3 separate regions of the Homo sapiens genome follow, and regions 1 and 2 are each linked to region 3. A link is a loop called in an ENCODE intact Hi-C map of the cell type or tissue named here. Cell type or tissue: sigmoid colon. All regions are shown on one strand. Each heading gives the region's core, and the rest is flanking DNA. Links, peaks and the distances in the headings are about the cores only.

What was found. Peaks named below come from ENCODE experiments on the same cell type or tissue, not always from the same donor. Only the 100,000 strongest peaks of a DNase experiment are listed, where the experiment ranks them.
Region 1: it touches region 3 in a loop (3-fold over the local background); 21 of 110 quality-filtered maps call a loop at or near these places.
Region 2: a loop joins it to region 3, with 4 times the contacts of the local background. A loop is called at or near these places in 26 of 110 quality-filtered maps.

What each region holds. Positions count from the first base shown.
Region 1 is chr3:87,162,226-87,173,574 of GRCh38, forward strand. No RefSeq gene overlaps it. Among named protein-coding and RNA genes, the nearest start is that of MIR4795, 58 kb to the right of the region's middle. In sigmoid colon, for the core only: CTCF peaks have their summits at 5,836 (motif pointing left) and 6,035; no DNase peak of the experiment used is centred there; H3K4me3 peaks cover 680 bases.
Region 2 is chr3:86,964,031-86,975,379 of GRCh38, forward strand. VGLL3 (vestigial like family member 3) reads right to left here. Exons shown (of 4, transcript NM_016206.4): 3 at 4,560-5,093. Among named protein-coding and RNA genes, the nearest start is that of VGLL3, 21 kb to the right of the region's middle. In sigmoid colon, for the core only: a CTCF peak has its summit at 5,988 (motif pointing right); no DNase peak of the experiment used is centred there.
Region 3 is chr3:87,084,626-87,095,974 of GRCh38, forward strand. LINC00506 (long intergenic non-protein coding RNA 506) reads left to right here and starts at 4,655. Exons shown (of 3, transcript NR_104153.1): 1 at 4,655-4,982. RefSeq lists an enhancer at 4,626-4,675. In sigmoid colon, for the core only: no CTCF peak of the experiment used is centred there; DNase peaks (open chromatin) are centred at 4,646 and 5,126; H3K4me3 peaks cover 1,936 bases; H3K27ac peaks cover 669 bases.

The sequences.
Region 1 (11,349 bases), core at 1,289-9,288, 77 kb after region 3:
ATGACAATCCTCTTATTTCCAGAGTAATTGGATTTAATGTACAATTAGAATAAAAATACCTATTACCCGTCAATGAATAAGAAGTTATAGTTTCTCTTTTCTTCAGCACTTTCTCTGCCCCAAAATGAAAAAAAAAAAAAGAAGAAAATGGCAAGGAAGATTTAATTTTACCTCAGCCTAGTCATTTTTCTGTGTTGCTTTTCTTTTAATTACTCTCATTTAATTTTTTTCAATTACCAGGATAGATATTAATTTGACATAGTTAAATTCTCATATCTTTGATAAAATGCACTATGCTTGAAAATTTTTGGTATGGCAGAACTTTCTGATTCAAGTTCATTAGTAGCAAGAAACTCTTACATGCCATAAGCACCACTTCTTTTAAAAACCGTGTTTGAATCTTGCTCAAGTTATTAAGCCCTATATTTCCATTCAGCAGATATAAAAAGAGTGCTAACGTGAAAGCATTGTTGAACTAGTTTCCAAGGCAAAGCAAATTTTACAACACACAGAGCTATTTCCATCTTTGACAAATGGAAATTTGTGTGACAAAGTATTGTTTTATACTTTTCTCAATCCATATCCATAAGAACTCACTACCTGTGGGAGTTAAAAGTCAAATTATATGACAAATGTGCTTGAGAGCTAGAGGTGCTTAGTGGCCCTGAGTGACACTGTTCTAGAATTGATAATGTCGATAAATAACATCTATATTAATAGAGGTCCTTGCCTCAGTTTTCTTATGCATAAAATAGAACTTGCTATATATTTTGAAAACAGGAATTAAATATTTAACATAATTCCTTCTTTCGATCTACATATATATGCATATAAAGCTTTAGGGCTATCTACATACATGTACACAGGTTTGCTTTTCTAATGTCATTGTATAATATTCAATCCTAAATGTATTTTATAGCATCCTCATACTCTATCAAAATCCATTTTAACTTCCCTAACCTGGACTATAAATCTCCTTTTCCTATATCCACAAGGCAATCTCAATTTTTAATGTTCTGCATGGTATTAAGTAAAAGTCAAATGGAAATTACAATATAATATGAAAGTTTAGAAATAAGTGATCAGTCAACCCCGTATCAAACCAGAAGGTCATTCATGTTTGTCTTATGTAGACTTCTGTGCTGTGCTCACCCTTTTCCCTTTGAAAGCTTCCTTTTTCTCTGCGGGTCTGTATCATTTTGTTGCCTCCTGGCTTCCTGGGACAAGAGAAGTCTCAAAAGTTTTGACCACTGTCCAATGAAGGACAGTAAAAGACTCTGAGACCTGCCTACTCTACATGTTCTCATTTTCCAGTATAAAGAAGAGAGATGAAAGAAATTGTAATAAGTTCGTTCCTAACAACTCATTTCAGTGGTTGTTGTTTTTTTTTTGCTTATTTTTACTTAATCATTATTTAATTTACAAGGGAAAATTTCAACTCCGTTTACGTGCTGCTATATTAGTCCGTTTTCATGCTGTTGATAAAGACAAACCTGAAACTGGGTAATTTATAAAGAAAAAGAGGTTTAATGTACTCACTCTTCCACATAGCTGGGTAAGCCTCACAATCACGGTGGAAGAGCAAGGGACGTCTTACATGGTGGCAGGAAAGAGAGAACATCTGCAGTGAAACTCCCTCTTATAAAACCATCAGATCTCGTGAGGCTTATTCACTGTCATAAGAAAAGCACGGGAAAGACCCACCCTCATGATTCAATTACTTCCCACTGGGTCCCTCCCGCAACATGTGGGGATTGTGGGAGCTACAATTCAAGATGAGATTTGGGTGGGGACACAGCCAAACCATACCACATGCATTTATTTTATGAAAACAGTGTTCTATAAAAATTTTTTAAACACTCAAGAATTTTATTTTAATTATCTTCATGGTACATTTTAAGTGGCAAAAATTCATAGAGGTAGAAGTGGAAGAGATGATGTATCTATTTACCTTGGCACTATTATGTATATTTTATGTATATATATTCTAACCACAATGTATATGTCTTAAATTTCAATTACTATAAAGTCAAAAATATGCAATTCTCACCATGTATTGTTAATCAAAAGATAATCCACAATAAGCCTAAACTGATAAGGAGAAAGCTAAGCTCACTATAACCTAACACATTCACAGACACACACAAACACATTTTGTAAAAAATTAAAGACCCTAGCCAGCTAAAGGTCAAGATGACTAATAAAACAAACTGTGCTTCCAGAAAATGGTAGTTCCGAAGATCGATAAGTATTTGTAGCAGGAGCTTTGTAAAGTAGTTTGGTAATCCTATTTCGAAGACTGGTAATTATCCTCCTCAATTCAACATATCTCCCTTAATTGTCCTTAACAGTAAGTATGTTGCCCTTAGGATACAAACAAATGAAATTCTATGGAGTTACTCTTTACTGGCCTACATGAATCAAATAAAGACTTCGATTTTTGGAGTTGAGGACAGTATTTTGAAAGCCGCAGATCTTAAGTCTTCACATTGGTCCATTCTGCTTCTGCCAATCTTCCTAAACTTAGTTTGCTTTATGGAAATGTTCTGGCTCCTTCCCCAAATCAAACTTACCAATTCTATGACTTATTTTTTTAATACCCTACTCTTTTATAGAAAAAAATAAATTCTTCTGAGAATACTAACTAACACTACTGGTATATCACATTACCCTTCCCAAGAGATAAACGTATGAGACACAAGTAACATTTATGACGACATTATTTTTTGGAGAAGACTTCAGTGTTATAATCAAAAGTATACATAGAATGGTAGGATTTTTACAAATAATAATAGGATAGTAAAAAGATATTTTGTGTGAAACGATCTATTTTTCCTCCTTAAATTATTTTATATAGACTGCAAATTATTTTATACTTATTTTTTGACTTGGCCACAGCATCCGTACAATAATAGATAATAGATGTCTGATGTTTTTGTAAAAATAACTTAATACAGATATACTTTTTGGAGAAGGATGCTTGCACCTAACTTATTTAGCAATTATTTCTTAGGTTTCAATTTAATATTAGTATCTTCCCTCTTGATCAAAAGCAACTAAATTTAAAGTGGAAATACCTTCATTTTATTCTAGGAAGAACATATGGACCAAAATTTTTTGAGATTTAATCTCAGCTCTTTTACTTGCTGACTTCATGACAAGATTCTTGACCTTAACCTTTCCAATGTTCTGTTTCAATAGGAAAAATCCATATAACTTTTAGGGTTGCTGTAAAAATTAGAATGAGTTCTTTTATGTGAATACATTTAAAAATCATGAAGATCATGAAAGTTATTATTTTTATTATTATAACCAAGGTTTTAATATTATGCCTATTGTATCATTAATCAGTTTTCTTGTTGTTGTTTCTGTGATATTTTTTATTTAGAAAAAAATTGACCTTCCCTAGCTAAATTCCTTTTTTTCCTGTAACTTTTTAAAATTAAACTTTTAATTCTGGGATAATCATAGAATTATATATCCTGTTCAGTGAAATGTCTGTTTATTGATTTTGGCTTTTTCTAATTGGATTGCTTTTACTGCTGAATTTTGAAAGTTCTTGTGTTTCACATACCAGTTTGTTTTTTTTTTTTTCAGTCTGGTGCTTCTCTTTTCATCCTTTTAAAGTGTCTTTCGTAGAGAAAATGTTTTAAATTTTGATGAGGTTCAATGTACCAATCTTTTTTTACAGTTTATGTTTGGGTATTAAATCTAAGATGACTCTGCCTAGCTATAGATCCCAGTAATTTTCATCTATTTTTTTTCTAGTGTTTTATACTTTTCAATTTTACATTTAGGCCCATGGCTAATTTTGATTTCATTTTTGGTAAAAGGTGTGATTTTTAGGTTGAGATTCATTTCCTTGCCTATGGATGTCCAATTTCTCCAGTATAATTTGTTGAGAAGTCTATCCTTACTTCATTGGATTCTTTTGCACCTTTGGTGCAAGTCAGTTTGGCATATTTTTGTCTGTCTTTTTCAGTGTTCTCTATTCTTTTTATGTATCTATGTGTCTATCCTTCTGTTAGTACCACACAGTCTGGCAATAAGCCTTATGTATTAGGTAGATTAATTTCTCCCACTTTATTCTTCTTTTTAAAGATGATTTTAGCTAATCTAGACCCTGTGCCTTTTCCATGTAAATTTTACAAAGAATTTGTCTAAATGTATACAAAACTGCTGAGATTGTTACAGGAATTCTATTAAATGTATAAATCTATTTGGGAATAATAGACATCTTTATTATGTTGAGCTGTCCAATCCATGAACATAGTATGTCTCTTTGATTTGTTACCATAAAAAATTTTTTTTTACTTTCCTTGGAGTAATTATAAATGACACTGTATTTTAATTTTAGCTTCCTCATAGTAATTGTAGAACAGAGAAATGTGTGTTGACTTTTTATTCTGCAACTTTGTGGAACTCACTTGTTAGTTCTAGGAGCATTTTTTATAGTTCCTTTGGAATTTTCAATGTAGACAAACATGGCATCTGTAAATAAAGACAATTTTATTTCTTCTGTTCTAATCTGTGTATTTTTTATTCCTTTTTCTTGCTTTATTGCCATGATTAGATGTTCCAGTACTAAGTTGAGAGAGAGGTGAAAATGAACAGCCTTATCTTATTCACAATTTCAGAAGAAAACATTCAGTCTTTCTGTTAATCTATACTTAGATATCCATGGAGAATAAATATAAGAGTTTCTGTGTTATTTTCATTTCTGAATTAAGTATCTAAAAGCAAGACTGAGCCCCAAAACAGACAAGTGCATAAAGTCATGGAAAATGTAGAAAACAAAAACTGCATAACACAAAGCCCTAGCCAGGAGTTAGGGAGGGTATCAAGGAGAGAAGGTATCAAGACAGGTAAATTATAAATATTTACTGGTTTGCTTAAAGGAGAGAATGAAAATGAATCTAAATGTATTAATGATATTCTGAGTTTAAATTTGAGGCTAGCAGGCAAATTATGATGCTCTTAAATGTGGTAGTTAAATGTTAAATAGAAAACTGTTTTATATGTATGTAATTCTGGAATTCTGTATATATGTATAATTTATTTCAACCCTCTATAATTTTAAAAATTTGCTATTTTTAACTTAAAACACCCTATCTATATGTATATATACAGCATTCTACAGTTACAAACATTTGTATTTACACATGCCCCATTTTATAGAACAGTGAGGATTAAAAAATATTTTCTATATCTCTTATGTGAAACTCCACAAAAAGATATTCAAATATAGTCCTGCCAAATTTTACATAAAAGATGTGGTGAAATGAGTATGAGAATGCTTCAGTAAAGATACATCAAATCAAAATTTACTAATAAAAATAACACATATTCTCAGACACACTATAGAGGGAAACACATTAGATATCCTTGAAGTTTACAGCTGATTAGATCTGAAAATTTGATCTTGATGGAGATTGGTGAAATGATTTACTCTGGCTCATTTGCAAATGTATGTAATTTTCAGAAATGTAAGTTATCCTTTTTGCTTTAAAGAAATGTATTTTTAGTGTAGTCAGAATATCCCGATGCATAAAGTAAAAAATTATGCATATGCGAAATGAGACAGTCTCGGTCTCCTAGTTTTCCATTTGAATTAGACAAATAGGGATCTAGTAGGTAACATGTCTCCTGAAAATATGGTTACATTTTATAAGAGTGATTAAGTGGTCCAGTGCTCAAAGAATGAGATAACATTTTGAAATCAGCTAAGAATTCAAAGAACCCAGAAAACGTTGATGAGTGCTTTTCGAAAAACCTTATGAATAGGTTAGTTTCAATTTTCTGATTTCTACACGGAAAAAAAGAGACTGCTACTGCCATCTGTTGGTCAAATAAAACATCGTCAGCTCTGGTCAACTGATTGCCTTGCTGTTAGGCAAAACCTTTGAAAGCAGGCAAAACCTTTGAAAGCGTGCAAAGGAGTTGTAGTAACCCCAGTTTAGCTATCTCTGGATAAACCAGATTCTGTTAGAATATCAACTAAATATCAAACAAAAGGCTACTGTTAAAATAAACTTTCTGCCCAGTGCATTGTTCTTTCCTAGTGTTTTCTGTTTAAGAAAGGGAGGATGTTCACATCTTGACACGAAGGGATCTGCAAAAACAATGTAGCTCAGAACTGAAGTATCTGTGGGTCATTATGTTTTCATGTGTGTGTATTTGTATGCATATGCTGTGTGGGGTGTGTGTGTGTGGATGCAGGCGTGGGTGCGAGAGAGCAAGAGAGACAGACAAAGGGACAGGGAGGCACACAGGGACCGAGACAGGGAGGCAGAGAAAGAGATAAGTGGAAGAAAGGGATGGAGGATAAGAACATATGTAGTAGATATTCTACCTATAAGGCACAAGCAGTTTGAAAACACCCTTTCCATCATTCTAATGAGAGCATTATCTTCAGAAAATGACCATTAGCCAGGAGGCCAGAATTGTTCCTTGTTACTCAAGGTGTAGACCCCAGCAAACTGTATCAGCAGCACCTGGCTGCTTGTTAAGAATGCAGAACATCAGAGTCAATTCTAAAGTCAGAATCTAATTTAGAAATAGGTTTTTTTTTCAGATTCTTAATCTGCATTTTTAAGCAGAACATCATAGTCAACCCCAAAGTCGGAATCTAATTTAGAAATTGATTTTTCAGATTCCTAATCTGCATTTTTAAAAGATCTTCAGATGCACTTAATATAAGCACACATATATATATATATATATATATATTCACTTATGCTTAAGAAGATGTTCTAGTTTGATTTCATCAATGCATTGAAACAGATTGTTTGGCATAATTGTCTATTACATTCATTGATTCAAAAATGCACATTTTAAATTTATATGTAACATTTTTGAAAGTGTGATGTGTACTATAATCTATAGTGTCAGATAATTTATTTAGTAATAGTGGTTTTTATTTTACTTTAGTGGCATATAGCATAATGATGTGTCTTCAATTAAAGAAATGTTGAAATATAGTAAGCATCATTTTGTTAAACAGAGAAGTAATCCCGTGAGATGAAACATAGAACAGATAATAAAGAATAGCTAATATTTGCTGATTACTTATTATATTCTAGATGCTATGATAAGTGCATGCATTGTTATATTGAATCATGCGAGGCATTCTAATAAGCCACATTTTATAGACAGAAACTAGGGCCAGTTAAATAAACTTTCCATGTCACTGTATGAATTGTAAATATTAGATTCATATTTTTCATCATAAACTATTATTTTGGAAAGATGCTTAGTGAGTGCTTACCTTATCTTGCTGTGTTATTAAGGGCCAGCCTCCTAAGATATTAGAAAACACATGTGTCTTGAAAGTGTGGGGAAAAGCCATAGGAATTCTCTAGGAATATCTGTATTTGATAAAAAATTTTTTACACATCTATTCTTTTGTTAATGTTACACAAAGAAATGAGTGCTTTCTAAAGTAATACCATCCAGATTTTACCTCCTATCTTTCAGGCAAGTGCCATGGTATACAACTTTCATAAACTACATTGCTCAATGACAGCATCAATACCTCCAATTTGGGCATCCTCCAGGGAAATGGTCATAATCGTAATCACTATCAGTTGAGTACTCACTGTATCTCAGGTACTGTGATAAGCCCTTTGCATACGACAACATCCACATTATTATGTTCATTTTGCTATTATTATTTTAGCAGAGACGAAATCTCACTATGTTGCCCAGGCTGGTCTTGAACTCCTGGCCTCAAGCAATCCTTCCACCTTGGCCTACCAAAGTGCTGGGATTATAGGCATGAGCCATCAATTCCAGTCTATCATGTCAATTTTGAAGATGAGTGAAGAGATCTTAGAAGACTTGAGCTCTCAATGTTGTACAACCAGTAAATGGTGGAGCTGAAGCTTCCTAATTTGAATTCACATGGATGACTAGTAGGAGAGGTGAAGAAGCATTTATTAATAAAGTTGCTGCAAAGATAACAAAGCTGACAAAAAAGGTGCCTGATTTGCATGAGACAGTCTGATTTATGGTTTTTCTTCCAGGTTGTTAATGAGGGCCCCTTGCACTATCAACATTGTCCTGGCTTGAACAATAAAACATAGTTCATCTCCATGTAGTAAGCTAACCAGGATAATTCATAAACAATCAGAATTGGGCTTCATTCTTAGTGAGTTAGGGTATTTAGAAGTAGTGGGTTCCATTCAAGTTACTTTGTGTGCACCTCAAATAACTGGCTGCTGGATACTTAAATCAGAAGGATAAATAGAGAAGTATTTGCATGGCTTGGTCCAAATCATGTATACAAATGTGATTTCTAAGGAATAACAGCACCCTAAAGCTAGATCATCAGGGCAAGGACTTGCTTTGCTGACACCAGTTTAGAAATAAGCATATTTATTACACTATATAAATATTACTAATAAGAATGTTGATAATAACTCCCCATTAAAGGTTGCACTCACTGCGTGAAAGCCTACGCCTGCTGATACATTGCCCACAGGTTAAGTCAAGTTGATATAAATACTGTAGTGTGCCAACAGAGAAGAATAACACAAACACAAGTTCCAAACAATTATGGAAAAAAGCCATGTCGTATTGCACTAAGTATTTTAAAGGCTTTTTTACTGTAATAAAAACATACCATAGACATATATTGTTTTACAATATATATATTTTTTCACAATTGTAAAACTTATGTCATTCATCATTTTAATTGGTATGAGAGCATGACTGAGATCTGAGTAGAACAAATTGTCTCAGGTATGCTTAGAAGATCGGTTCAGCTTAAATTAAAAGGTGTTTTCATGCTGGGCAGATGCAGAGATCTCTTTGTTTTGATCAATTTATCTCTGCAACTCTAGAAACACCTCACATATTGTCATAATATTTCTCACTGTTATTTGAATGCATAGTGAAATAATATAGTTATCAAGTGACACTTTCAATGTGTTCATTTGTGAAATAATACTTTCAAAACACAAAAATAGTGTAATACCAACACAATATAAGTGACCAAAAAACAGAAGGATGAATAGGAATGGCAAACCAAAAGGAACTTCTTTATCTCCAAAAGGAAGTCTAAATTTTCTGATATTTTTCTTGTGGAATTTTAATTCTAAAATTGCAATAAAGAATCTTAGATTTAATGCCTCTAAATTTATTTTGGCAAAGTTTTTGCGTAGTCAAACTTCTATCAATATGAATAATTTAAAAGGCTTTATCTTCTCTCCTCAGTAGCATAAATTTTGCTATACTTCTTAAAAAGTTCTCTCTCACACATTGATAACATAACCATCATCTTCATATCTACTTTTTGGGGGGTTGAAAAATAAAAAAGGAATCTTAGACCAGTAGGAAATACAAGGGAAAAATCTAAATGATTTTCTGAAAGTTTTAGACTGTATAGTATAAAAACTGGGTTACTCCATCCCTAAGATGAATTCTTAGTCATGACTTTCATAGTTAATTTCTTACTCTTTCTACTTTTAACATGTAACTTCTTTTCTTTTTATGATTGTATTAATTAATAGGACTATTCGCCTGTTGATTTGTCCGTATTCCTATTGAATTTCTACAAACAGCTTTGTATTTCATGTGGTATTAATATATTTTTCCTGTTTGTATAAACACAGAAATTAGGAATAGTGAGAAAATTTCACACAGCCACACATAAAGCAAATAATTACAGCATACTTCACTCTGATATCATAATAACAGCTACTGTTTATTTGGGCCTATCATGTACCATACACTTTATAAATTATCTCAACAAAGCTGCAAATTATTATCATCATTGTACAAATTAAAAAATTAGGATTCAGAGAATTGGAATGATATGCTGAAAGCCACAGTGTGATGTTTGTATTTGAACTCTTATCTGTGTGGTGCAAAACTTGAACTTTTCTCACTATACTATTTTGTGGTAATTATCTAATCTATAACATTATCTATCTATCTAATCTAATGCCAACATTCTCTGTGCTGTTTCAGGCCCTAGGAAAGATAACGTGCTCAGACTAGTCACCACCAAAGAAAAAAAAAGCGGTATTTCTTTAAGGCAGAAGAGATCTAAACATGAGGACTAAATTAGGAAGATGGATTAGGGGGATAACAGTGGAGATACTATACATACTCCAATTACTTACAAACTATGTAGGGAAATGTAATTTTGCTTTAGAGATGTTACATATATTCTTTGAACTTTAATGAAAAAATCATTTATTCCTTTAGCGCAAAATAACCCTCCTAAATACTAATTGATATATTTATTGTTAATCTGTTAGGAAACCATACTTAATTGACGCCTATGCTCACCCCCCAGTTTATTCCATTTTATTCTTAGTTTTTCTTTTGAAAAGATACTCTTTACAGTAACTTAAACAATACCAACACAAACATTTTAAAGTCTTTCTACATGGAGATATTTGTTTCTTTACTGCTCCTTTTTCTATTTACGCGTCTTCTCCAAACATTTTTAAAAATCTATTGATTTTTTATAGTATAGAAATGAAAATGAGAGTTCAAGTAATTATCTTCAATATACAAATTTCTTCTACAAAGAAGTGTGGGGGAAAGAATAGAAACTGGTTTTCCATGAGTTAACTGAGTTGACTTCTTGTATCAATTAAGAGCATCGTATAATTGCTCATCTTTCATACTCTTGCCCTGTAGCTATAATGAAAAGAGAGAAAAAAGTAATTACTCATGCTTTGCCTTATTCTGAATTGGGCAAAATTCAATAGTTTTTCAATTCTACATATGGTAGAAATTCTGTTTATTTTAGTCCTGAGACCCTGAGATATTTTTCTAGCACATGGTGGACAGAGACCCCTATTTCTGCATTTAGATCATATGTTTATTTATGTCTTAGTAATTTTAAAAATACCAGAACAAATGGCAAGCCAATCCATAATGTCTTCTGCATAACTGTGTGGGAGTCAAACCACAAATATTATCTGTATTTATTTTAGGCTCTCCCACCCTTTGGCTGTCTTCGTAGGACTGTTTACCAGGACGACACTCCTGGGCAGCAGTGGCGCCACATCCATTTGGCATAGCTGTCTACATGGGATCTTTCCTTCTGTTGTCTTTCTTTGGCACTAACTAGTGAATGAAGTCATGCAAAAATGTCTGTCTAGTCATTGAGATGCCTAGGTCTGTGATGATGGAGACTGTTAATCTGGTAGTATTTCCTACTGGTTTTGAATTATCTTCTCTATATACAGGCTAGTGGTTGGCCTGAAAAATGTGTATCAAGCTTCACATACCTAGGAGTGATGTGTACAGGATAGGAGCACAGTACATGAAGTAATGACCCATAGTGGAGATAGGTCACCCTCTCCAGCTGGTTGGCAAACTCTCATTGAG
Region 2 (11,349 bases), core at 1,248-9,247, 120 kb before region 3:
TTCAGCATCACCTGTTTATGTATACCCATGAATTAAGAATGCAGGAGTGAATTTTTCAGTGGTTGGAAGAAAAGAAGAAAAAAAGCAGAGTAGCATTTGATGACACGTGAGAAATATATAAAACTCAAATTTCAGCACCAACCAATAAAGTTTTATTGGAACACAACTATCTTCATATAAGTTTTGTCTATAGCTGTTTCTGTACCACATGAGCAGAGTAGAATTAGGTAGTGGTAACAGAGACCTGTATGGCATGGCAAAGCATAAAATATTTTTATCTGTTTCTTTACAGAAAAATTTTGCTAACCCCTGGATTATGCCATACATGATATTATAAAACTTTCGTTTGTCACTACACATTATATGACGTTCAACCTTCTAGATTTCAAGGTTTTCTTAATTTCTTCAAGTAGATACAGTGAAAAAATGAACCTAAAATTATTAAATTATTTGCAATGAATTGAATGTTTATGACTCCCCTCCAAATAAATTCAGATGTTGAAATCCTAACCCCCAAGGTGATGGTATAAGAAAGCGAGCCTTAGAAGGTAATTAGGTTATGAGGGTGGAGGCCTCATGAATGGCATTAGTGCCCTTATAAAAGAGATCCTGAAGATTACTTTGCCCGTTTCACCACATGAAGTTACAATGAAAAGATGGGCATCTAGAAAACAGGCCCTTACCAGACATCAAATCTTTTAGAACCTTGATCTTGGATTTCCCAGCCTTCAAAACTATGACAGTAAATTTCTGTTGTTTATAAGCTACACAGTGTATGGTATTTTATTATAACAGCTTGAAAGCACTAAGACATCATTTCTCTACTAATGAAAATTTCATGTTTTTAGGCCGGCGCAAGTGGCTCACGCCTGTAATCCCAGCACTTTGGGAGGCCAAGGTGGGCAGATGATGAGGTCAGGAGTTCGAGACCAGCCTGGCCAACATAGTGAAACCCCATCTCTACTAAAAATACAAAATTAGCCGGGCATAGTGGCATGCACCTGTAGTCCCAGCTACTCGGGAGGCTGAGGCAGGAGAATCACTTGAACCCAGGAAGTGAAGGTTGCGGTGAGCTGAAATTGCGCCACTGCACTCCAGCCTGGGCAACAGAGCCAGACTCCATCAAAAGAAAAAAAAAAAAAGGAAAGAAAGCAAATTTCATGTTTTTACCAACTTCTTCTCAAAATAGTTGGTTTAATGTATTTATCTTCTAATGGATGTGAAAATGACCTATATTTTAATGGTCCCGGTCACCTGGACTTTGAGAAGTTTTATGACTGTATGAAGGTTCTTCTCTTGGCTGCTCAGTAGTCACCCAATATCGATGCTGAGTTTTCAGCTGAGTCACCGTTTCTGGCTGTATGTTCAGGCCAATGTGGCACAGGTTACACAGAGGGACCCAACTTTCACTGTTCTCAACTGCTCTGCTACCCCTTCCTAGCTTGGTCCTACTATGCAGAAACTTCTGTTCATTTAAAAGGAGTTGGAAAAGTGGTACAGTAGCTACTACCCCTTTGCTGTCCCTCTTTAGAGGACAGTGTGGTGTGCAACCAGATCCCTCTCCCTTTAGGACCGAGGCATTTATTCTCTTGTTGCCGGCAATTCCTGACTCTCAGTTGCTTCTCTCTTTGGGAATTGCCTTCAGCTGAACAAACCCACCTGGCCCAATATCATGTCCCCTTACCAGAGGCAGATCACAACTTCTAACTGGTCAATTCAGGAATGTAAAAGCCCAACCCCCTTGACCCCAGGCAGAACAGTTATGAAGAACCATCTCACTCCAGAGCTCCTTGTAGAATCCAGGCCTCTATTGACTTCATCAGTGAGACTTCTGCCCAAATCTCTCATTCTCCAAAGATGTTGCCCTGAGAACATTACCCCATAAATTGTCTACAAGCAAATCTGAGTCTCAGAGTCTGTTTCCTAGAAAAATTGACGTACAACACCCCTCTCTAACTCCTCCCAAAGATAGAGAGATGTAATATTTGTCATTATATCTGAGTTTAGCAGAATAAAATGACCACATATGGCTCAGCCCCTCCCACTGTCTCTTTTTCGGGCCAGCCTCGATGCATGATGGTGCATTGTCCTCCTGCTTGTGCCTTTTGTAGGGACACACACAAGGCTTAGGCCTTGGATTACGTTTTTCAGAGACAAATCTGAGCAATCATCAGTCTCTTCACAGTAACGGAGCTCTAAGCTGTATAACAAGGAAGGTGTCTACGGGAATCTTCTCTGAACTCTAGATTTTCCCCAGAACTGCATGTTCCAGAATCTAAATTTAGCTGAAGGCAGTAGGAGGTCTAACTGTGGCATTAAGTCTAACCTAGAATCTCCAATTCTGCCTGATCAATGATTATGCTAATAATTTTATCTTTATTTTCATGATTCCTTTGTTTTCTCAATTGGGTCAAAATTTATGAAACGAATCTTGATTACTGTCCTAAACCCATGCTGACAAAGGGCAGCATGCCACACATGCAATAGGAAAACCTTCATCTTTCACTATTAACCATTTTAATAGTTGAATTCACCTAATTTTATCTGATTTACTTATACAAGGAGATGTTATCCCAGCAATCTCTCAGAGAGGGACACGTCTTAGTTCAAACTTCAGCTTGGACACATAACAATGTAATTTAAGCAAGTAGTTTTCTGAGCCTCAGGTTTCTTATTCATAAATGAAACTAACAAGGTCTATCTCAGATTTAGTTTAAGAACTTAAAGTAATAGTGTGTGTGTGTATATATATATATATATATATATATATATATATATATATATATATATATATAGTACCCCAGGTAATGCCTTATATTGTGAGTAATAAATGCTCATTCATAGCTCTGTAAGTATGAAGAGTTATTATAAATGATATCCAACTGGGTCCTCTCAAGAATTTCCAGGGAACAAAAACCCTCTTGTCTATTTCCAAAAGGTGTGAGAATGGCTTTTCATCTTGATGAGATTATTTCAAGCTGAAATTCTGTAACAAGTGAGTGAATCAAGCTCACACCAAAGTGAACAAGTACAAAAGTAGGCTCTCAAAATGAAAGAGCAATAATCACATCCATTTCCCCCCTTATTGGTAGAATTCATAGAGGGAAGAACACGCCCTTTGCCTGCTAAGAGCATTGTTGCTGTTGCCACATAAGTACCACATAAAACAGAGAAGAGCCTCCTGAGACCTGCTGTCCATGAAGGCAGCTGCCAAATTGGGAACTCTAATAAGATCTGGCCTCAGGCATCAAATGACTCCCAAGTTGTCTTTATTTTGTTAGTATGTGGCAAAGAAAGAAGGGAAGCCTGTGCCTGCTGTGCCATCACACACGCATCTGCAGAGGGATTACCAAGTCCCCTGATACTTTGTTTAGAAAAGCAGCTTGAACCCAGTCTCAATAGGAAGCTGAAATGTGTTAGATGGGGCAATGATCAACAATGGAAAGCTCAGTGGAGAAAAGTTAACCAAAATAAGAACGTTCCACTCATGTCACGGGAGAGGTAAAATAAAGCTGAGCATTTATGACTCTGGGGAATTATTTGTTGTGAACCAGCACATGATTAAGGGTTCTCCACACTACAGAAAAGCTAAGGAAGGAAAGAATTTCTTTAAGCTTTTGGAAAGAGAGTTCCAATGTGCCACAAAATGTTCTAGCAAAAGAACCTGGGACCCACTACTTTGGACTCCAGGGATACAATGATCAATTTGTCGTTTTGGGCTCTGATGCCTATGATTTCATGAGCTCAGAACTATGAATACTATTAATATGACCAGTCTGGTCCAAAAATCAAGCTCAGACATTTGACACAGAACCTTCAGAACTATTGAATTCCAGACAGGAGATGAATGCTCTGTGAAGAAATCATTTCCTTACTATTAGTTTCTAAATCTGTTGAATATAAATTTTATAGTAGTCTTTTAAGTCTTGTATTATTTAAATCAGAGACAGGGAGAGAGGAGAGGAACAAAGGAGGAGGAATAAGAGAAAAGAAGGAAAGGCAAAGGAGGATAAAGTCAGGGAACGGAGGGCAGAGGAGGGGAGAGGAGGAAGAAAATGAAGAAAAAAATCATTCTTTTAAAATATGTTCCCTAATTCTTGTTCAAAAGGCTACACTATAGACTATATTTCAGAAACCAGTTTTTATAAGTCATACATAAGGCCTAACAAAAAAAGAAAGGAAAGAAAAATTACTGAAGTGCACCATTTCTGAATTCTGTTAGGCCTGACACATGGTATAATGCTCAGAGACATGGGAGATTTAAATAATGGGCTCATTTCTTTTTAAACAGAAGGTACCAGAGATTCCATTTCAAAGGAACAGACTACTAACCTAAGATATGAGAGAAAAGCTCTGAGACCTTTCTCAGGCTGGATTTCATGAGCTAGTCATACCAGTTTCTGCAGGAATGCAGAAATTATTGCAAAATGGCTAGGTTCCATAAACATGTTGGTAAAGTTTAACTTTACAGATAAGAAAAAATAATTTCAAAACAAATTTCCACCCTTTCTTAAATTAACTTTATCTTGTTATAGGAAGAAAGAAATCCAGCAGCTTACCTGTATCGAATCCCACGCTGGGCACTATGTCTACTGTTCCATGAAAGGCTCCAGCCCATGCTGAGGTAGCAGAGGTGACTGTAGTTGGTTCTGTCTTTGTGATGTCACACTGGGGAGCAGGAATCCTGGCCGCATGCACTGAAGGCATCAGCAGAGGCCCATAGGATGGATCCAGGGCAGAGCCAGCAGGAGGGTGGTGATGGTGATGATGGTGGCGGTGGCGGTGGTGCATGTGGGCATGAGGGTGGTGGTGCCGCATGTACACGTCATGCATATGGCTGTAGGATGGGCTCACCTGAGATGTCAAAGGATAAGGCCAGGACTCAGACACAGCAGGGGGAGGGGCTGGGCCAGTCTGATGCAGGTTGTGTCCCGGCCAAGGACTGGGATCAGCTGCAGAAAAGGTGCCAGGGGGTCCAGTGACCTGGAAGTCAGGATGAACTCCCCCCAAACAAGGTGCAGGTGGGGGCTGGTAAGAGCTGGTCCAAAAGGAAGTTGGGAAACTATTCCGCTGGCTTGAGAGAGCTGAGCTGTCTGAGAAGACAGAAAATAAAAAACATTATTAACATAAGACTCAGTTTTGGGATAGACTTGCCTCTAATTGTCCACTCTAATTGTCCAATAATATTTTACAAGCAGTCAAATTAGCATGCACTCTTATTCTCCCCAAACAGGGGTGAATTGATACCAGGTTGGCCTCTGGGCTCGCAAGCCAATGGGTCCATGTGCAAGATCCAAAGTGTTAAATGAGCCTCCCTCCATTTGCTTTGCTTGGCTTATGCCGTCACAGTCTGTGCTAAGGTTTGCAATTTGGGGATTGAAAAATTTCATTTCCTTCTGAGTACCTTGCAGCCATTAGGCCTAAGAGGAGGTCATATCTACCCACTTCACTGGTAAAGAAATCTTATGCCATAAATGAGGTTTGTATAAGTTGGACATGATCATTTTTACCAACTTCTAAATGCAAATACAATTTTCATTTAAATGAAACATTTTAATGCCGAAGGTAACAATGGAAGTAAGATTACAATTACTTATACTCACTAACACTCATTTTCCATTAAGAAGAGTGTATTCCAACCTCATTTTATTTATTTATTTATTTATTTATTTATTTATTTATTTATTTATTTTCTGTGGAGATCTGGGAGTCTCTAGACCGAGAATAAAAATGGTCAATATTTAATGACAGTATCAAATGCCCAACATTTTTCCAGGGGCTTTTCATGGATAATCTCATAGGAGTTTCATTCCAGGCCTATGGGGTAGTTATTGTTATTATTCCCATGATGAGAAAATCCCAGTAGAGAAGAAGCCTAAGGCTTAAGATGGCAAGAATGGGACTAGGCTTTGAAGCCAGGTGGCCTAAATGGCCAATGGCTGGGCCTCTTCATAAAGTGCCACAAGAGGGCGCAATTGTAACTGTGAACCTCAACATCTCGAATTTGGTGAAGATCCTATGGAAATGATGAGTGGAGGAAATTCAAGTAGAAGTCATGGGTTTGAGGAAGTATTTTGGGGAGAGGGAAATATCAAAGAATAGCACTTAGAGACGAATAAGAAAGAAAACGATCCCCTAACTCTTCATCAGTTCAATTTCCTACTCAATCGTAATAACACATTTATACACGACCTACTATGTATCAAACATAGGCGTCAGGGATGACCAAATGGACATCATTTTTAGTCACAATCTGCAGAAGGATAGATAAGTAAAAACAGACATGTGCAAGGTGACACGGTAGGTATTCTCCCAACAGGAAGCACAGAGAGCCCCGACCCAGCTTAGAGAGTGATAAGTGGAAGCTGACAGACTGAGTGGGGGCTAGCCCTGGGAAGTAAGCTTTAGGCAAATGGATCAGCACATAAGAAAAGGCCATATATTACACACACGCACACACACACACACACACACACACACACACACACACATATGACAGCAGCAGCATTTGAAAGACAAAAAGAGTTCCATAGGCAGAAGGTGGCAACAGAAAAATTGAGACTATTGAAATGAGGACCAAGATGGGTGTAGACTTGCTGGCCATGGTACTGAATGTAAATTCTATTCTGAGGTGGCAGGGTCTCAATGGGCTTTGAAGGGTTTTAATCTAGTAAGTGACACAGTCAAATCCGTTTGTGGAAAGATCAGTGCCTCCACCTGTAGCCTGTTGCCTACAGTGTTGTATAACTAAACAAGCACTGGGCTGGGAGACCAAGGAGCCCAGCTCTGATCCTAGGTCTTACCCTATCTCATTTTATCACCCAATATGGACCCATTGATCTTTCCATGGTTTACTTTCTTTCACTAAGAAAATGAAGTATTTGAACTCATTAATTCAAATTATCTACGGCTTAATACTGCTAACAGTCTGTGAAGTGCCCTATGGATTATTTTTATTTACAGAAGAAGACATTTTCTAAAGATGTTAGTCATGTGAGTTTAAGAGAGTATTTTTATACTGAGTTCCACATAAAAGAACCTTGCTAGATCTTTCCATTGAATGAAGGGTATGAATGGAGGATATCTTAAGAAGTATTTTAAAATAAGAATATTCAAAACTCTGACATTATCTATGTTCTCTCTATAAATATCAGGCCATAGTTTTCTTGCCTCAGGGAAAGCTTAAAAAACTTCAGTCAACCACCACATATATCATTTGGTTAACATAATTCGGCATTACTGTGGTGTGTGAACATTTCCTCTCCCCTAAAGGCTGTGGCAGCAGCACTGCAAGCTCTTCTATTCTCTCCCCTTCAGCTGGGCACCAGAGCTATGATCATGACCATTCATCCCATTCATCCTGTGGTCACACAGCTATTCACAGTCAATTCCCTCTCTCACAACATCTCCATCGATCTCAAAACACTTGGGGAAATCTAGGAAATGGTGTTCTTCAAAAGGCAAAGAATGGAACTGCACACTTTAAGTCTTCAAACAACCTCAGGAAACTTTTAATTGAATGACTTTGTTAAAATCACAATCTATCCAAAAATACCACCTATAATCAGCCTTACTGACATTGAGGTAACTATGTTTTCTTGAATTAACAATCGTCTCTTTGCAACATATGAAAAATACTATTAATGACAAGAAGGAAAGTCGTGTAAGTTGTAAGAAGAAAATTCAATTTGCCTTAGGTGATGGTCATTTGTAAAATATTTCTGTCATACCCACAATGAAAGCCATCAATGTTTAAAGCTTAAAACCCATACAGAGAGTTTAGAGAGGCTCCTTATTCTACATAGTTCATCCTTGCTACCACACATCTGCCACTTTGCTCTCACAACTCCCATCTTTGGGACCAAAGCCTTCATTCTGCTCCTAACTTCCATCTCCCGAGGGGCTAGAATCCTATTATGAAAACCGTTGAGCCCCAACCACAAGTACGTGCCAGAGATATAGAATTCCCCTTATTAAAATCCACCATTAAGATGTCAAAAGTACGGAGAGTATATACCATTTCTCTGTATGCTTTTAGTCTCATTTATATGTACATGGAGCCAATCTTATTTTATAGATGCTTATGCAGTTTGAATATGCATGCGCAAATGGGAATAATGAATCAATTATTTATCAAAAATATTATTGGTCTATTTATGAAGTACTGTACCATGATTAGTGAAGACATTATTACTGAAAGTAGAAATCTATTTTTGAAAATGCACTCCATAAAGATTGAACAAAGTTTTAAAATGCTCCAGGGAAAAATAAAATTAAAAGGAACTTAATATTTTCCCAGTCAATATGTCTCTTGAGATGAATATAAAGTTTGCAAAGATCTATGCAGCCCTTTAAAAAAAACCTGTTACATTTACAATTGAAACAATATTGAGTTGAAAATATGTTTATGAAGAAGTTTATACTTCAAAATCACTATTCGGTGTCTTGCTTGTTTAAGAAAAAAAAGTCTTGATGCAAAGGAAGAGATGATATGCTTTGTTTCATGCCTGAGAACCAGTGTGCTTATTTCATATGTATGTAAATTTTTTTCATTACATGATTCTTTGCTTATGAGTACTTAATCACAGCCACATTTGTTGGATGAAGAAGACATATGAAAAACTGCATGGGCTATTTCTATGCAATATTACATTTCAGGTGAGTGAAGAAAATACAATACTTTATGCTATTAACACTATATGGTGAGTTTGGATTCAATATTACCTGGTATACAGGTGATGTTAACCAATATTTGGATGATGTTGACACTGACAGTCTAACACATACAAAATGCCCAACTGTAATTTTGGTTCAATTTTCATTTGGGGTTAAAAATATTACTCACACATACATACACACGAGTTTATTTCTAGACAAAAAAGAAAATGATAATATTGATACATTGTCTAATAAAATCCACTAAAAGCAAACCCAGTAATCTCACTATCTGATTTAGACTGCAACATGGTATACCAGGTATTTCTTTCAATTTCACAATAGTGGGATACTTTTTACACTGATTGTAAATGTCTCTTAAAAAAAACACACACACACACACATTACCTCCAAAAAAATTTTTTAAAATCTCCGAGTAAAAAATTTAAGAAAGATAAGATTCAAAATTTAAAGAATGATACAGCTTATTAATTTTGAAAATAACAAAAACTAAATTAAAAGGAAAATGGGACAATGAAGTGTTATAGAAACTCTAAGTCATCTTAAAAATTTCCAGAAAACACATTAGAATCAATATTGATTAAAATATGATTATTAAATGCTAAAAGGTAACATTTTTACATTTTTTATTAATATCAGTTAAAAAACAAAATTCTACTCAATTCTTAAGCTAAAGTGTTCTTGCTGTAATTTCATTGCCATTCTCTTGTTGTTCTTCCCATAAAAATAAATGGCTGGGTCAGAAGTGAAATGACATGTGTTCCAGTGTTTTCTGTCATTCAGTAATTATGCATTACCATTATGTCCAAAGATTGCCTTCTAGTTACTTTCTTCTAGAGTTGCTCAAAATGGGCCTTGTGACTCTACAATGAGAGTTTCAAGGGATGATGTCAGAGGCCGATACTCCTTGGAGGCAGCAGGGTGAGATTAGTCACGCCTCACTTTTTTCCCCATGTCTTGGTCCTATGGACATTCTGTTCATTTCCAGTATCAGCCAGCTCATCAGACAGGCCCTCCTTTTCCTTTCTCCATTTGACTATTTAGGTTTCGTATTTATTTTGAGAGCTTTTTCCCATGAGAATGAATTGCCCAAGCAGACCCTATGTACATCAATGAGCCAACAGATGATTTTCTTTGCAACTGCAATATCAGTAAGATTAGCATTCTGTATGGTTTTAAGTCAGTGATTTACTCTGCTATGGCTTGACATAGCTCCTGCCCTTTTCTACAGATACACACAGACTCATTTCTGTAAAGATCAGTGCATAGGCATATTTGAAACCAATGTTTAGCGCTGTGCTAAATTAATCATATAGATTATTTTTAAAATCTTTATAATAACTCTAGGAGAAGGGTATCAAGAAACATATATTTGTATGGAGATAAGGGACCAATCATATTCATTAGGTTTGTTATTTTTTTTTTTTTTTAGATAGAGTCTCACTCTGTCACACAGGCTGGAGTACAATGGCATAATCTCGACTCACTGCAACCTCCACCTCCCGGGTTCAAGCGATTCTCCTGTCTCAGTCTCCTAAGTAGCTGAGATTACAGGTGGCTGTCACCTTGCCTGGCTAATTTTTTGTGTTTTTAGTAGAGATGGGGTTTCACAATGTTGCCTAGGCTGGTCTCGAACTCCTGACCTCAGGTGAACTGCCCGGCCGCGGCCTCCCAAAGTGCTGAGATTACAGGCATGAGCCACCACGCCCAGCTAGTTAGGTTTTCTTAATGGAAAGAAATGAAATTCTTTCAACCCTGTTAGAATATATAGCAGGATTAGAGGTAACTGATAAGACATTGTGCCAAGTAAAATACATATACTTCCTATCATTGTTTGCCTTACAGCTGAAAAACACCTAAAAAAACTTACCTAGCTTCATGAAGGAGATATACATTCAAAGTATAACCATTCTTTCATTATTAGCTGACACACTATTCTTTGTCTAAAGATTTACCGTGTAAATATATTCTTAGTCAAACACGATTCAGTTATTAAATTTGTTTGTAGCATGGTAGCACTTCTGTGGCACTGTAATAACTTTATGCTGTAAACTAGACCCTTTAATACTCGGTCAGCAGTTCCTTTCTAAGCATCATTGCCATGGCCACTAACATTATCATTAGCCTTTAGTATCTACTATTATCTAAGACTGTGTGTTTTGTACCAAAAACACAAAGTTCCAGAAAACAATGTTCCTGGATAAAGGCTCAGGGTTTGTTTTCTATGTGTCAAATGAGTGGAAACTTACTTAAGGAAGAGAGAAAAGGCATCTGGCTTTCATTTAGCACCTTGAGTCAAGCTCTATGCTAAATTATTCATATACATTATTTAAAAATCTTTACAATAACTCTATGAGATGGGTATCAATAAACACATATTACAGTTGAGGAAGTTGATGTAAGAGATTTCAATTTAGTAATCCAAGATCACATTGCAACCAGAAGGTAAAGGCTGGAACATGAATCTAAAACAAATGGACTCCAAAGACTGTATTTTCCAATCCTGTGTAGCTTTGCCAATTAATATTAAATTGTCACCAACTCTCTCATTTTATGAGAATAAAAATGTGAGTCTCATTTTATTGAACCTCTTCTTTAAGACATTTTCTATATTTTTAATTATCGTTTGTGGCTTTCCTATAAATCCTACACAAGTTTTATATATTTATCTAA
Region 3 (11,349 bases), core at 1,780-9,779:
TGCTATAAAATGCAAAAGTGGTATGGAACAAGTTCTAAAAGTAAAAATCAGATCAAATTTCTAGGTTAACCCTTGCTGAAGCTCAGTGATCTGACTGCTGTTATTGGAGAAGACGACATGGATGGTGGGAACTTGGAATTTCCTAAAACAAATGTTTCAGGAAATGGAGATTTCTTAGAAGTTTTGAAGAAATGGACTGATGTGGCCTAGTAAAACTTACTGTGGAAGCTGAATAATGTCCCCTACTCTCCCTGGCAAAGGTATCCATGTCCTAAGTCCCAGAACAAAAATGTAAATGTATTCTATTCACTTACATGTCAAAAGAGACTTCATAGATATAATCAATTTAAGTATCCTGAGATGGGGAGAGTACCCTGGGATACCTGGGTGAGCTCCAAAGTAATCACACAGGTTCTTGTAAAAGGGAGGCAGAAAGATCCAAGTCCAGGAAGGAAATGATGCAATGAAAGCAGAGGTTGAAGAGATGTGGTTATGAATCAAGCAACGTAGGCCACCTCCAGAAACTGTGAGAGAGAAGGGATGGATTCTCCGATAGCGCTGCTCGAAGAACTGCAGCCCTGTTGATACACTGATTTTACCCCAGGGAAACTGATTTCAGACTGCTGATGTCCAGAACGCAAGATAATAAATTTACATTGTTTTAAGCCACTGTTTGTGGTAATTTGTTACAGCAAGCATAGAAAACACACTTATTTTAACAGAGAAGAAATAAATGAAATGTACATTAAAATAACTGAAGAAGATAAAATAATCAATGTACCTAAATATTATATTAAAAGTATTAAACTGAGCAGATTTGCTGCAACCAAGAAATCATGGTCAGAAAGTAAAAAGCAATAGTTCCAGAAGATATTTCATGTCCTTCTTCAACTACATCAAGAAAAACAAATGGATTTTCATGAAATACACAATTTAGAGTAAATTTACCACAAAAAAATAAAGAAGAATCTTACCAAACCAATTGATAAAAACAGCCTTTCATGTTAAGAGCTAGACATGCCAAAATCTTTCAGAAACAGTGTAAATGATCACTGGCAAGTATCATCGTCAGCGTGTTTCCCATGAAAGAAAAGCTCATGCTAGCAGGTTGAGAATACTGATAACGAAGAGTAACTGATGAGTTCAGGAAGGAAAAATGGCAACTTTAGACAGGAAGTTTTCGAGTTAGAATTGAATATGAACATTTTGAGAAGTATCTTGATATCCCCGGTGTTCTAAATTGGACATTTGGCAGAGGCCCGAGAAGCCCACCAGGGAATGCTCTCTAGATCCCAAGGAAGGTGCAATAGTGTAGAAAATGAGGGTCTAGTGGCTATTAAAGATAAGATGCCGCCCCCCTCCCCCGCCCCAGTGTTAGAACCCTAGGAGAAGGAGATGCACCAGCGGCTCCACAAGGGAAAGACAGAGTACATCATGATGCTCCTTGTACTGGCATTTGCTGGGGACCTTCTTTTGATTTAACTCTCCCAAATGAAATGGAGAGGCTAGTCTTCAACTAGTCTACTCAATGAGTCTACAGCAAATGGTTTTTTTTTTTAATCTTCTAAAACAATTTTAATGTTTTTCTATCTTGGCAATATTAAGGACCACTGTTTAAGGGATTAGATGATAGTGCAAATAGAAATTTTAAAGGTTATAATTCTTAGCATAGTACTTTATTAATGTATACATATTTTATATTTATATTAGAAATGTAAATCTATAATGCATAAATATTTATATGTGAATCTGATTGTAAATTGTTTCTATTTTATTTTAATTTTAGATCATGTAATTATACTATTTTTTGGTTGATATTTAGCAAGACTCTTCTATGGCTCAGAAACACAGAAGTTTTTTTGCCTCTCTTCCAAAAGAAGAATTTCCTTTTGTTTAGTTTCACTGTTATTATACAAGCAAATGGAAAGGTGACAAAAATGTTAATTGTTGAGAATATTTTATATATCTCATTTATTTAAAAGTGAATTTCATGAGTAAATTATTCCCTTTTCTTCTATTTTGTAGCTAGTGTATAGATAGTATTTCAGTTGATGGTGTTTAAAAAGCCCCCTGTAATGTGCACTGTAGTAATGGTTTTATAGGAACAGTCTCACTTTTGGATATTTTCAAAATTCAATGTCCATTTGTGTATGCCAAGGGCTGAATTTGCTCTAGTTTTCAGATTAATATGTTTACATGAATAAATTTTAGTTTGAAAGAAATACATATCTATGTCTCTTATTGAGCTTCTCATAAGATCCAAATCCCCATTATGGCCTATAAGGCCCTGTGTGAGCTGGACCCTGCTGTTCCCCCAGACCTCATCTAGAGCTCTCTGTGCTCTGGGCACCCTGACCACCTACCAGAAGCTCCAAGGCCCCACGCTGCTCTTCTCTTTTGTTCACTCTGTTCTTTCTAACTGAAATCCTTTTCTGCTTATACTCTGCCCATTTTCCAATTGAAATTAATTTCAATTAAATTTCCCAATTGAAATTAATTCCTCCTGTTCCTCTTTTCATCCTATGCTTTTCCAAATTTCTTGGCTACCATTTATGACAATTTGTAATTATATAACTATGTATGCGATTATGTGTTGGATGTACATATCCATCCCACATCTCCACATAGTCAGGGACTGTAGCTTTTTTCTTCATTCACTTTTTCCAGTGTTTTTAGGGCAGGGGATGAAGGGGGCGCAGGGCATTTGGATAGGACAGTTCTACCTTGTGCATGCGTATTAAGTAGGTTTTGTGCAATACCCATGCATAACAAGTGACCTTCAAAACTTAGGGGCTACGATGACAAAGATTTACTTTTTAATTGCAGTTCTGTTGATCAGCACTTGTTCCTCTGGGCTTTGCTAGGTCTGAGTTTCAAGTTTGCTGTCATCAGTCTGGTTTGTTTTTTATTCAAGGGCCCAGGCTAAAATTTTGAACAATAGCTACAGAATCATCTTCTTCTCACGAGGGGTACCCTAAGCACACTAGAGCAAGCAGAAGACAGCACACTTCTTAAAGCCTCAACTTGAATTGACATATTCTCATGTCTGCTCACTCCCACTAATCAAATCAAGTCATGTGAAGGAGGGAGCTAAACCACCCACTTGTCAATACCCTACATTCATATAATTCCCTACGGGGCTGATAGCAAAACCCTTCTCCCCTTACCCTGCTCCTATAGAGAAACCTTCCTAGTGCCTGCTAGACAATAATGACTAACTAGGTATTGTGAATAAACTTACTTTGACAAATTGTCGTCCAGAATGGTTTTAATAATGTACACAATATTTGGGAGTGTTATTAGCATTGATAAAAGGGCTTTCTATATTAACAATCTAAGTACAAATACCTAATTTACTTTTCTTGGAGGCTGTGTTTTTTTTATTTTTCCTTTTATGTTTTATTTTTAAATCTGTGATACTCTTGCCATACATAATTTCACCATTTACCAGCTTGTTTTTAAATGGTTTGAATATTTTGACAAGCAGAGGTTTTGTTGTTGTTTGTTTCTTGTTTTTTTGTTTTTGTGGTTGTTTTTGTTTCTGTTTTTACATGTTTTTTATTTCTTGTACTTTGACAGCATCAGTCAATCTTTTTAATGACAACTTATAGTCTATAAGATGAACATATCATAACTTATCTAATGTTTCTTGTTGTGGATAAAGTTGTTTTCATTTTTTTCTTTTACAAATAATAATGTGATGAAGATCTTTGTAGGTTATCAAGACTTCATATAATTTTTTGAAAGATCCTAGAAAAAGATGGATCAAGTTCAAAAGTATTTTTAAAGTTATTTACATATTTTGTCAAATTATTCTCCAGAGAAGTTGTACTACTTTTCCCTCCCTTGTACACAAGACTGTGCAAGAGCCATCAACGCTTCTCGACCTAAATATTAACATTAAAGATATTTTGGACCAATTTAATGGTGAATGTTATCTTATTTTAATAGTACCAAAGGATAAGTACAAGATTCTGCATTGTGGGGAGATTGCGAGACAAATGAACTTTTAAAAGATATTTGGGAACAGACGAAATGGCCTGCTCTGCTGAGAAACTGAAAGGGCTTGAGACCCAGAGTGAAGCGAAAGGAAAATAAAATAGCACTTTGGGATGGAAAGGGGACGCCAGCACACCCCAGGTCTGTACCCCTGGCCTCGCAGTCTTCGGGGTCCCTGACAGGCAGTAGGGCTCAAAAGGAAGCCAAGTGCAGCTGCAGGGGGCTTCTCTCCGAGGGTCGCCCCGCAGTCTCTGGGTTATGATCCCCACGCGAGTACCTGGGAGTTCCCAGCCATTCGGCCCCTACAGAAGGACCAGGCAGAGGAATTTCTGATTCATGTGTTTTTCCGTGGGATGCCAGAAAGGGAGTTTTGAGAGCTCCTACACCAGCTTAGCTTGGGAGCCCCTACGCAACAACCATCCAGGTCCCGGAAGATGCCAGCTCTGCCTGGCGCCCGCAGCCCAGATCTCCTGCCCGGAGTACGGGGGCGCGGGCGCAGCCACCAAAGCTGAAATGTGACCGCGTCCCGGTCCCTTCCTGCTCTGGGGCGCGAAGCTGCCAAGAAACCGGCTGCGGTCTCCAGGAGGGGCCAGGAGGCAAAATGGAAGGAAGCGCTGGATCTCCGCGGCGGAAGTCATTCTTATGCCCTGCCAAAGGGTAGAGGGCAGCAACCGACTTGTGCGAAAGGAGGGAACGTGTGGGTCTGCCAGGGTCCTGCAGGGGGGATGAGACCCTCGCTCCGCTCCGGCGATCCCTTCGCTCTCCACCCTCGGCCAGCCCCTCCTGTCCTCCATCAGGCCTCGCTGAGGATACCTCCTGGGTTCCAAAGCGCGAGTTGAACCTGAGCTTGACATTCATTCCGTCTCGTACAAAAGCCATGCCTGCGGGGAGAGGGAGAAAATTTCCTACAGGAGCCTCAAGACTGCGTTTCAGGAAGCCCTAGGACCCACTGATCCTGCAGCTGCGCCTCTCACTCGCCTCAGGTTTGGATTAATTGTCACTTTCTGTTAAGCTGACATTTATGGAGGGCCTAGTGCGTCCTGGGTGCTGCGCTATTTAGGCTGTTGCACAGAGGAGTGGCCAACTCCAGCAAGGCTCTTGCTTTGCTGCTTCCCCATTCTTCCTCCGCCTGTAATCCAGACAAAAGCCCACATTGTAACCAATCCAGGGGCAGCTTAGCAGTGCCAAGCAGGCAGCTCAGAGGCCACTGGTAGGACAGGGCATGATCAACAGGCCTCCTGATATTTTCTAACATACGTATTAACAAGAAAGAGGAAATTAAAAAACGAAGATGGACAACAGAACTTCACTCTGACTTGAGTGACTTTTATCCTCATTTGGATAATAGTTTTCAAAAATTATTTGTGAGTGTATATGTGCTATTCACAAAGCAATGGCTACTGACCCAACACGTATTTACATCTCTTCTTCATTATTGCATTTCACTCCGTAAATGTCTTAGCCTAGACAATCAACAAAGCCATAAACCAAATCCTGATTTGTAGCATTTGCTGACTTCTGTGTTTAAATTACCCATCATAGGCGATTTTAAGTTACAATATGTAGTCGTTGAATACAGATTTGGAGAGAGTCACAATTGCACACTCTTTTATATTTTTCCACCTAAAAGGTACAATAGACATAAATAACTCTAAGAACACAGATAACAGCAAAATGTAGCAACTAATTAGGAAGAAATGAATTTTGTGTCTCCATTACTTTTCCAGTAAAATTCATCTAACAAGTGTATTACAAACAAGTGTATGCAATTGAATTTTAACTCAAAATTTTAGAATTTGAACAATTGATGCTAGTTAGGGTGTGAGCTAGCTCCAGCACATAATCCTGTCCCGTGAAGAGAAGTTTTATGGCTTACATTTTTAGATATATCTAAGTTTACTGGAACTCAAATACAGAACAAAATCCCACCAAAATTAACATATACTGTCATATATAAATATATACACTTTTATATGTGTACATATATATGTGTATACACACTTTAATATATGTATATATGTATATATACTTTATGTATATGTTTTACATATATTTTTAATATATGCATGTATCTGTATATATACTTTTAATTAACAGTCATGTTACAGAGGGCCTACTCTGACAGAAATGTACATCTCTCAGAATCATTATCATCCAGTGCAAGTGTCAGCTAACTACTGCCAATAGGCTAGATATCTCTAGCTTGCCACCTGGTTTTGTACTGCCAGAGAGCTATGTATGGATTTTACACATTTATACTGTAAAGACCATTATCTTTTCCACATGAACAGTTGCTTGAAGAGTTGAGGGTATTGGCAGTAGCAACAACAGACAACTAAAGAACAAAGCAAATATCCAGTATGTTTAGATGAGTTGGCAGCAATGCTGTTATTTCCTTGAGGAGTTAATGTTGAGTTTGAAGTCACTAAAGAATCATCTCCTATGAATAGTCTGCTGGGAACAACTATACATGAGAATATTTTTAAAGAAGTTGAGAAAATATGAATTCATTACAACCTGAAGTACAATCTGCTAAGATCTCTTTCAATTGAATCTGAGACAGTATGTGGAACAGAAAAAGTCTAATTTGAAAAAATTTACAAAGCTTGTGAAAATATACGTTGTTTATTTATTTATTCATTTTATTATTCATCAGCAGTACTTTGCATAAAACATTTTAATCTATCATTTGTTATTTAAACCAGCATTGTCATTGCTGAACTACATTCACTCTGGTGAACAGTTCAGACAACTAGAAATGAAAGATGAATACCCTGAGCTTGTCCTACTGCATGGCAGTTTGATGGGTTAGGACTCAATTTTTTTGAAATTTTTGAGCTTAAGGAAGAGATCAAAATATTTTTCTGTATGAAAAGAATTTCCCTTGGCCTGTACTAACAACCACTGAATGACTTTGGAAATTAGCTTTTGCTACAGACTTGATAATGCTTCTTATATCTTTCTTTCTTTTTTTTTTTTTTTTTTGAGATGGAATCTCGCTCTGTCACCCAGGCTGGAGTACAGTGACTCGATCTCAGCTCACTGCAACCTCCACCTCCTGGATTCAAGTGATTCTCCTGCCTCAGCCTCCTGAGTAGCTGCGATTACAGGCACGTGCCACCACGCCCAGCTAATTTTTGTATTTTTAGTAGAGATGGTGTTTCACCGTGTTGGTCAGGCTGGTCTCAAACTCCTGACCTCGTGATCCGCCCGCCTCGGCCTCCCAAAGTGCTGGGATTATAGGCATGAGCCACCATGCCCGGCCTTGATAATGTTTCTTAATGAATTCAACCTGTATATATACAAGGCAAGATGGTGCTTATATATGGAAGTTATACTGCAATATATCCTTTAGATAACGAATGTTATATAAATCCCTAGTAATGTTGAGTTGATCTGTAAATTTCTTATGTTGGAAAAAGTGAAAACAAAATGAACTCCATTCCCACACTATTTGAAGCATCTATAATTTCCCAGATCAAGCTACAGCTTCAATTACATTTTTCTCATCTTTAGGAAAGGACAGAGGAAATTCTGATATCTCAGAATCTGTTTAATTTTCCAATTGAGAAGCTGCCACCTAACTTTTCTTTTCTTTTTTTTTATTTTATTTTTCACAGAGTATCTTTTTTTTATTATTATACTTTAAGTTTTAGGGTACATGTGTACAACGTGCAGGTTTGTTACATATGTATACATGTGCCATGTTGGTGTGCTGCACCCATTAACTCGTCATTTAACGTTAGGTATATCTCCTAATGATATCCCTCCCCGCTCCCCCCACCCCACAACAGGCCCTGGTGTGTGATGTTCCCCTTCCTGTGTCCATGTGTTCTCATTGTTCAATTCCCACCTATGAGTGAGAACATGTGGTGTTTGGTTTTTTGTCCTTGCAATAGTTTGTTGAGAATAATGGTTCCCAGCTTCATCCACATCCCTACAAACGACATGATCTCATCATTTTTTATGGCTGCATAGTATTCCATGGTGTATATGTGCCACATTTTCTTAATCCAGTCTATCATTGTTGGACATTTGGGTTGGTTCCAAGTCTTTGCTATTGTGAATAGTGCCACAATAAACATATGTGTGCATGTGTCTTTATAGCAGCATGATTTACAATCCTTTGGGTATATACCCAGTAATGGGATGCCTGGGGCAAATGGTATTTCTAGTTCTGGATCCCTGAGGAATCGCCACACCGACTTCCACAATGGTTGAACTAGTTGACAGTCCCACCAACAGTGTAAAAGTGTTCCTATTTCTCCACATCCTCTCCAGCACCTGTTCTTTCCTGACTTTTAAATGATCACCATTCTAACTGCTGTGAGATGGTATCTCACTGTGGTTTTGATTTGCATTTCTCTGATGGCCAGTGATGATGAGCATTTTTTCATGTGTCTTTTAGCTGCATAAATGTCTTCTCCTGAGAAATGTCTGTTCATATCCTTTGCCCACTTGTTGGTGGGGTTGTTTTTTTCTTGTAAATTTGTTTGAGTTCATTGTAGATTCTGGATATTAGCCCTTTGTCAGATGAGTAGACTGCAAAAATTTTCTCCCATTCTGTAGGTTGCCTGTTCACTCTGATGGTAGTTTCTTTTGCTGTGTAGAAGTCTTTAGTTTAATTAGATCCCATTTGTCAATTTTGGCTTTTGCTGCCATTGCTTTTGGTGTTTTAGACATGAAGTCCTTGCCCATGCCTATGTCCTGAATGGTATTGCCTAGGTTTTCTTCTAGGATTTTTATGGTTTTAGGTCTAACATTTAAGTCTTTAATCCATCTTGAATTCATTTTTGTATAAGGTGTAAGGAAGAGATCCAGTTTCAGCTTTCTACATATGGCTAGCCAGTTTTCCCAGCACCATTTATTAAATAGGGAATCCTTTCCCCATTTCTTGTTTTTGTCAGGTTTGTCAAAGATCAGATAGTTGTAGATATCTGGCATTACTTCTGAGGGCTCTGTTCTGTTCCATTGGTCTATATCTCTGTTTTGGTACCAGTACCATGCTGTTTTGGTTACTCTAGCCTTGTAGTATAGTTTGAAGTCAGGTAGCGTGATACCTCCAGCTTTGTTCTTTTGGCTTAGGATTGACTTGGCAATGTCGGCTCTCTCTTGGTTCCATATAAACTTTAAAGTATTTTTTTTCAATTCTGTGAAGAAAGTCATTGGTAGCTCGATGGGGATGGCATTGAATCTATAAATTATCTTGGGCAGTATGGCCATTTTCATGATATTGATTCTTCTTACCCATGAGCATGGAATGTTCTTCCATTTGTTTGTATCCTCTTTTATTTCATTGAGCAGTGGTTTGTAGTTCTCCTTGAAGAGGTCCTTCACATCCCTTGTAAGTTGGATTCCTAGGTATTTTATTCTCTTTGAAGCAATTGTGAATGGGAGATCACTCATGATTTGGCTCTCTGTTTGTCTGTTATTGGTGTATAAGAATGCTTGTGATTTTTGCACATTGACTTTGTATGCTTAGACTTTGCTGAAGTTGCTTATCAGCTTAAGGAAATTTTGGGCTGAGACGATGGGGTTTTCTAGATATACAATCATGTCATCTGCAAACAGGGACAATTTGACTTCCTCTTTTCCTAATTGAAAACCCTTTATTTCCTTCTCCTGCCTAATTGCCCTGGCCAGAACTTCCAACACTATGTTGAACAGGCGTGGTGAGAGAGGGCATCCCTGTCTTGTGCTAGTTTTCAAAGGGAATGCTTCCAGTTTTTGCCCATTCAGAATGATATTGGCTGTGGGTTTGTCATAGATAGCTCTTATTATTTTGAGATACATCCCATCAATACCTAATTTATTGAGAGTTTTTAGCATGAAGGGCTGTTGAATTTTGTCAAAGGCCTTTTCGGCATCTATTGAGATAATCATTTGGTTTTTATCGTTGGTTCTGTTTATATGCTGGATTACATTTATGATTTGCATATGTTGAACCAGCCTTGCATCCCAGGGATGAAGCCCACTTGATCATGGTGGATAAGCTTTTTGATGGTGCTGCTGCATTCGGTTTGCCAGTATTTTACTGAGATTTTTGCATCGATGTTCATCAGCGATATTGGTCTAAAATTCTCTTTTTTTGTTGTGTCTCTGCCAGGCTTTGGTATCAGGATGATGCTGGCCTCATAAAATGAGATAGAGAGGATTCCCTGTTTTTCTGTTGATTGGAATAGTTTCAGAAGGAAAGGTATCAGCTGTTCCTTGTATCTCTGGTATAATTCGGCTGTGAATCCATCTGGTCCTGGACTCTTTTTGGTTGGTAAGCTATTGATTATTGCCACAATTTCAGCTCCTGTTATTGGTCTATTCAGAGATTCAACTTCTTCCTGGTTTAGTCTTGGGAAGTGTATGTGTCGAGGAATTTATCCATTTCTTCTAGATTTTCTAGTTTATTTGCATAGAGGTGTTTATAGTATTCTCTGATGGTAGTTTGTATTTCTGTGGGATCGGTGGTGATATCCCCTTTATCATTTTTTATTGCATCTATTTGATTCTTCTCTTTTTTCTTCTTTATTAGTCTTGCTAGCAGTCTATCAATTTTGTTGATCTTTTCAAGAAAACCAGCTCTTGGATTCATTGATTTTTTGAAGGTTCTTTGTGTCTCTATCTCCTTCAGTTTTGCTCTGATCTTTGTTATTTCTTGCCTTCTGCTAGCTTTTGAATGTGTTTGCTCTTGCTTGTCTAGTTCTTTTAATTGTGATGTTAGGGTGTCAATTTTAGATCTTTCCCGCTACCTCTTGTGGGCATTTAGTGCTGTAAATTTCCCTCTACACACTGCTTTGAATGTGTCCCAGAGATTCTGGTATGTTGTGTCTTTGCTCTCATTGGTTTCAAAGAACATCTTTATTTCTGCCTTCATTTTGTTATTACCCAGTAGTCATTCAGGAGCAGGTTGTTCAGTTTCCATGTAGTTGAGCGGTTTTGAGTGAGTTTCTTAATCCTGAGTTCTAGTTTGATTGCACTGTGGTCTGAGAGACAGTTTGTTATAATTTCTCTTCTTTTACATTTGCTGAGGAGTGCTTTACTTCCAACTATGTGGTCAATTTTGGAATAGGTGTAGTGTGGTGCTGAAAAGAATGTGTATTCTGCTGATTTCGGGTGGAGAGTTCTGTAGATATCTATTAGGTCTGCTTGGTGCAGAGCTGAGTTCAATTCCTGGATATCCTTGTTAACTTTCTGTCTCATTGATCTGTCTAATGTTGACAGTGGGGTGTTAAAATCTCCCGTTATTATTGTGTGGGAGTCTAAGTCTCTTTGTAGGTCTCTCAGGACTTGCTTTATGAATCTGGGTGCTCCTGTATTGTGTGCATATGTATTTAGGATAGTTAGCTCTTCTTGTTG